2 separate regions of the Homo sapiens genome follow, and region 1 is linked to region 2. The links are chromatin contacts, found by Hi-C or POLR2A ChIA-PET in ENCODE. All regions are on one chromosome and are shown on one strand. The core of a region is the stretch at or near the end of the contact, and the rest is flanking DNA. Distances in the headings are between cores, read along the strand shown. Region 1 overlaps CDC42SE2 (CDC42 small effector 2). Region 2 holds the start of CDC42SE2 (CDC42 small effector 2).

Region 1 (3,059 bases), core at 97-2,596, 49 kb before region 2:
AAGAAATTATCAAATTATGTGCAAAAACAAATAGAGAATAATATTATGTTCATAGATCAATGAAGTCAATGATGTTAACATGTCAATTCTCCCCAATTTGATCAATATAGTCAACACAATTCTAATAAGAATCCCAGCTGACCTTTTTGTAGAATAAACTGGCATGTTTATTCTAAAATCCTACAGTTTAGTCGGGCATGGTGGTGCACACCTGTAATCCCAGCTACTCGGAAGGCCGAGGCAGGAGGATCGCTTGAACCCAGGAGACAGAGGTTGCAGTGAGCCAAGATCATGCCACTGCACTACGGCCAGGGTGACAGAGTGAGACTCTGCCTCAAAATAAATAAAATAAATTAATTAAATAAAATCATATGGAAATGGCAAAGAGCTAGATCAATCAAAACGGCTTTTAAAAAGGGCAAAAATTTTGGAAGCCTTATACAACCAGAATTCAAGGTTTATTATAAAGCTACAAAAACACTGTACTAGTAGGCAGAGAGACTTAACAGGTCAATAAAACAAAACTGAGAGTCCAGAAATACAACTACACACATGTAGTCAACTTATTTTCCATAAGGGTACAAAGGCAATCCAGCAGAGAAAGGATAGCTTTCTCAACAAATGAAGCTGGAACAACTGAATATTCATACCGCATGCCAAAATTAACTCAAAATCAATCACAGACCTAAAGGTAAAACCATAAAACTTCCATAAAATCTTTGTGGCCTTATCTTGGGCAAAGATTAGTAAACTAAAACACAAAAGCACAATCCACTTAAAAAAGACAAAGTAATAATTTCATTCAAATACTAATTTCTGCTATTTGCAAGACACTGTTAACAGAATGAAAGATAAGCCTCAGAAATAAAAGGCATCCAAACAGAAAAGGAAGAAGAGAGGGGCCAGGCGCGGTGGCTCATGCCTGTAATCCCAGCACTTTGGGAGGCCGAGGCAGGCAGATCACGAGGTCAGGAGATGGAGACCATCCTGGCTAACATGGCAAAACCCCGCCTCCACTAAAAATACAAAAAATCAGCCGGGCGTCGTGGCAGGCACCTGTAGTCCCAGCTACAAGGGAGGCTGAGGCAGCAGAATGGTGTGAACCCGGGAGGCAGAGCTTTCAGTGAGCCAAGATCACGCCACTGCACTACAGCCTGGGTGACAGAGCAAGACTCCGTCTAAAAAAAAAAAAGAAAAGAAAAGAAAAAGAAAAGGGAGGAGGAGCCAAGATGGCCGAATAGGAACAGCTCCCGTCTACAGATCCCAGCGTGAGCGACACAGAAGACGGGTGATTTCTGCATTTCCATCTGAGGTACTGGGTTCATCTCACTAGGGAGAGCCAGATCGTGGGCGCAGGTCAGTGGGTGCGCACACCGTTTGCAAGCCAAAGTAGGGCGAGGCATTGCCTCACTCGGGAAGTGCAAGGGGTCAGGGAGTTCCCTTTCCTAGTCAAAGAAAGGGGTGACGGACGGCACCTGGAAAATCGGGTCACTCCCACCCAAATACTGTGCTTTTCCGAGGGGCTTAAAAAACAGCGCACCACGAGATTATATCCCGCGCCTGGCTCGGAGGGTCCTACGCCCACGGAGTATCGCTGATTGCTAGCACAGCAGACTGAGATCAAACTGCAAGGCAGCAGCCAGGCTGGGGGAGGGGCACCCACCATTGCCCAGGCTTGCTTAGGTAAACAAAGCAGCCTGGAAGCTCAAACTGGGTGGAGCCCACCACAGCTCAAGGAGGCCTGCCTGCCTCTGTAGGCTCCACCTCTTGGGGCAGGGCACAGACAAACAAAAAGCAGTAACCTCTGCAGACTTAAATGTCCCTGTCTGACAGCTTTGAAGAGAGCACTGGCACTCCCAGCACGCAGCTGGAGACCTGAGAACGGGCAGACTGCCTCCTCAAGTGGGTCCCTGACCCCTAACCCCCGAGAAGCCTAACTGGGAGGCACCCCCCAGCAGGGGCACACTGACACCTCACACAGCAAGGTACTCCAACAGACCGGCAGCTGAGGGTCCTGTCTGTTAGAAGGAAAACTAACAAACAAAAAGGACATCCACACCAAAAACCCATCTGTACATCACCATCATCAAAGACCAAAAGTAGATAAAACCACAAAGATGGGGAAAAAACAGAACGGAAAAACTGGAAACTCTAAAAAGCAGAGCGCCTCTCCTCCTCCAAAGGAATGCAGTTCCTCACCAGCAACAGAACAAAGCTGGACAGGGAATGACTTTGACGAGCTGAGTGAAGAAGGCTTCAGACGATCAAATTACTCTGAGCTACTGGAGGACATTCAAACCAAAGGCAAAGAAGTTGAAAACTTTGAAAAAAAATTTAGAAGAATGTATAACTAGAATAACCAATACAGAGAAGTGCTTAAAGGAGCTGATGGAGCTGAAAACCAAAGCTCAAGAACTACGGGAAGAATGCAGAAGCCTCAGGAGCCGATGTGATCAACTGGAAGAAAGGGTATCAGCGATGGAAGATGAGATGAATGAAATGAAGTGAGAAGGGAAGTTCAGAGAAAAAAGAATAAAAAGAAACGAGCAAAGTCTTCAAGAAATATGGGACTATGTGAAAAGACCAAATCTACGTCTGATTGGTATACCTGAAAGTGATGGGGAGAATGGAACCAAGTTGGAAAACACTCTGCAGGATATTATCCAGGAGAACTTCCCCAATCTAGCAAGGCAGGCCAACGTTCAGATTCAGGAAATACAGAGAACGCCACAAAGATACTCCTTGAGAAGAGCAACTCCAAGACACATAATTGTCAGATTCACCAAAGTTGAAATCAAGGAAAAAATATTAAGGGCAGCCAGAGAGAAAAGTCGGGTTACCCACAAAGGGAAGCCCATCAGACTAACAGCGGATCTCTCGGCAGAAACCCTACAAGCCAGAAGAGAGTGTGGGCCAATATTCAACATTCTTAAAGAAAAGAATTTTCAACCCAGAATTGCATATCCAGCCAAACTAAGCTTCATAAGTGAAGGAGAAATAAAATCCTTTACAGACAAGCAAATGCTGAGAGATTTTTGTCACCACCAGGCCTGCCCTAA
Region 2 (2,873 bases), core at 270-2,769:
CAAGTTTAAGAAAAGGATAATTGCGGATTTTGCCTGTGCCCATAAACAGGTGCTTAATGAATATCTGTTGAGTAAATGGTGACATTTTATTATATTAGTGCAACATTAGCTTTTCCCCCCCTAAATTTAGAGTTCTCCCTTGCTCAAAAAGCAGCAAGACCATACCACAGTCCCTTCTCAAAAACACATAAACTCCTTTATTCATAATGAAACAGAAAGCTGGGTTTCAAAATACAATCCCACTCCCTCTTTATCTTCTCCATTATTTTTAAAGATTAGAAATAAGGCCTGTTTTTAAGAAACAGAAAATGTATACCAACTTCTCTCAAACCAAAAGAGAAAATCCAAATTTGATATATATTTTCTATGTTCATAATATTGAGAGTAAGAACGGACTGTTCATCAACAGTATGTTATGTGGGACAAAAACTAAAAAACGTATATCAAAAATACATACTGTTTGCCGACATTCTTTCCTTAATCATAATCAAGGAGTATGTGCCTAAATTTTACTAGATGTGAGATAAGCTTTGTCTGATATTTCAAGATTCATTCATTCAACAAATACTTTACTGAGCACGTACTATAAGCCAGGCCCTTCAACGAAACATTTAGATTTTGTAAACTGCACATCACCCCCCAAAATTCCCCTAAAAAAGCTTATCATTTAAAATAATTGCAAGCTAAAGAGGAATCCCCAATGTTGTTTCTTACACATAGTGAAGTCAGCGGATCGGGGCGCTTTTTCAGCTGTTAATGCGGCATCAAGGAGCCGCTACCTACCACACCCGTTGCCTAAAATCGCAACTTAAAGCTGCAAGCACTGGGTAAAACAACCTGTAAGAGTAGCTCAGCTCCCGCGACGAGGTAGCCAAGGGCTTTCAAGCCCGGGGCCCGGGGCGAACCGCGGCAGGACCCGCGGACTGAACGCGTCGGGCGCCTCAGGCGAAGAGTCGGAGCTCCGGAGCCAGGTGTCTTTGCTCCCCGAAACCCTCACCTAGAGACCCCGGGCCCTCCCCGCCCGCCCCTCGCACCACCCTCCCGACTTCCAGACGTGAAAAGTTGGGGGGAGGGGGGGGGTCTGCCTTTCCATTTTACATCAGGCGGTCAGTTGGCTGCCTCAGCTGTCCGCCTGCCGTGAATTCTGAACTGAGCGTGTAACCATTCCTCAGAGGAAACAGAAGAAAAACCAAAGGCAGGGTCCTAGGGCATGAGGACCTCGCCCAAACCTGAAATGGAAGACGCAGGCTCAGCCCACAGCCCGCAGCGCGCGGCTGGCAAGGCCGGGCCGCGCTCACCCCAGAGCCCTCAGGGACGAGGGTTCGGGGCTTCGGGACCCCGCCCAAGGGACCGAGAGGGCGAGGCGTGGCGGCCGACGCGCGACTGGGGCTGGCATTGCACTCACCGTCGCCTTTGTCTCAGCCGCCCGCTCCGGCCGCAGCCCCTCTCAGCGCCGGCTCCGCGGCTCCTGCCGCCCCAACGCCTGCAGCTGCGCTCCCCAGCGCGCTCGCAGCTTCCTGGCTCCCCCTCCCCGCCCAGGCTCGCGCGCGGGTTGGGCGGAGCGAGAGGCGGCGCGCGCCCCTAGAGCGGCCGGAGGGGCGGGCGCCGTTGCGCAGCTGCAGCGACCGCAGTGCTGGCCCCGCCCCCCGCCAGGCCCCGCCCCCGCCGTACCTCCGGCATGGGCGAATCGGCCGGCAGGCGATGGGACCCCCGGGATTCGAGCCGCGCGGGTTAGGAATTGGCCTCTGTAGCTAACGGACGCCTGAGATCCGGGACTGCAGCACTCGCGGGAAAGGACGCTCCGAAAGATGGCGACCAAACCTGGGCGGGAGCGTGGGGGAGCCCCTTCCCACCCCGGCCCGGGCCGCGGACATCCGTGCGGAGGAGCGACGTCTGCGCACGTTGTGGGGCGGTGGACGCGCACAGGCGAGGGTGGGTGGGTGGGTGCTGAGCGGTTGTGGGATGAGGGGTCTCTCAGTAGCGGTTGAGAGCCCATCCTCTGACCACTGCTTTTTCATGTAAAAGTCAGAATCGTTCAATCAGTCATTAACTGGTTTAAGGCTGGCTAAACCACCTGGTTTGAAATGCGTGAAAATTACACATGTACTAGACTTCTGTGATTCCTTTGGGTGTGTATTTTACATATCTCAGAAATCAGAAACATGAGTGCCCTATCTAGCAGCCAGCAGTCCACCAAAATGCCTACAAAACTTTATCGTAAGTTCAAAAGGATAGCGTAATGCCACTGAAGTAAGCTCTCGAACCTGTAAGTAATGTATGGTCTTCCCCATTCTAGGTTGATGGCGAGGATTTCTAGTTACTCAGGCCAAAAACTTTATATCATCCATAACTCCTCTCATACTCTCATTTTCACTTTCAATCTGTCAAGAAAGCTTGTTGGTTGTACCTTCAAAATAGAACAGAGTGGGCAACATAGCGAGACCCTGTCTCTACAAAAAAAAAAAAAAAAAATTACCCTGGTGTGTTGGCGTGTACCTATAGTTCCAGGTACTCTGGAGGCTGAGGCCAGGAGTTACGTTACAGTGAGCCATCATCAGGCCACTGCACTCCAGCTTGGGCTGGACAGAGTGACACGTGTTCCAAAAAAAAAAAAAATTCTCCATCTTTCCTACCTTACTATTTTTCCTTTCATCCCATGACACTTCCCACCTTGTAACAATCTTTATAATTCAGAGTCAGCCCTCCGCATCCATGGCTTCTGCGTTTCTGGATTCAACCAACCACAGATGGAAAATATTTGGGAAAAAAAACACAACAATTTAAAAATACAAATAAAAACCAATACAATATAACAGCTATTTACATAGCACTTACATTGTATTATAAGTAATCTATAGATAATTTATACAGGA

What was found. A loop is a pair of places that touch in the nucleus more often than their neighbours do. ChIA-PET counts read pairs that join two places held with the same protein, here RNA polymerase II (POLR2A). Pooled maps may share reads with other maps.
Region 1: a map of CD8-positive, alpha-beta T cell shows a loop between it and region 2 (2.6-fold over the local background). The contact joins the enhancer-like site here to the promoter of CDC42SE2 in region 2. A Hi-C loop is called at or near these places in 13 of 168 maps with a recorded cell type or tissue (B cell, CD4-positive, alpha-beta T cell, CD4-positive, alpha-beta memory T cell and 10 more), 2 of 37 single-sample maps with no recorded cell type and 4 of 50 pooled maps. POLR2A ChIA-PET finds 5 or more read pairs at or near these places in 36 of 52 experiments (A549, BJ, CD4-positive, alpha-beta T cell and 27 more).

The regions. Positions count from the first base shown.
Region 1 is chr5:131,311,123-131,314,181 of GRCh38, reverse strand. The region is part of intron 1 of CDC42SE2 (CDC42 small effector 2); the gene reads right to left. Among named protein-coding and RNA genes, the nearest start is that of CDC42SE2, 49 kb to the right of the region's middle. RefSeq lists a silencer at 1,631-1,852 and an enhancer at 1,593-2,401. Within about 2 kb of position 1,346, at least 4 of the 41 ENCODE cell types and tissues checked have a DNase peak (open chromatin) inside an H3K27ac peak, as active enhancers do; they include CD4-positive, alpha-beta T cell, CD8-positive, alpha-beta T cell and HCT116, where a contact is called at or near this core.
Region 2 is chr5:131,262,699-131,265,571 of GRCh38, reverse strand. CDC42SE2 (CDC42 small effector 2) reads right to left here and starts at 1,519. Exons shown (of 5, transcript NM_001375635.1): 1 at 1,406-1,519. RefSeq lists enhancers at 240-1,057, 2,186-2,235 and silencers at 1,256-1,905, 1,936-1,985, 1,996-2,065.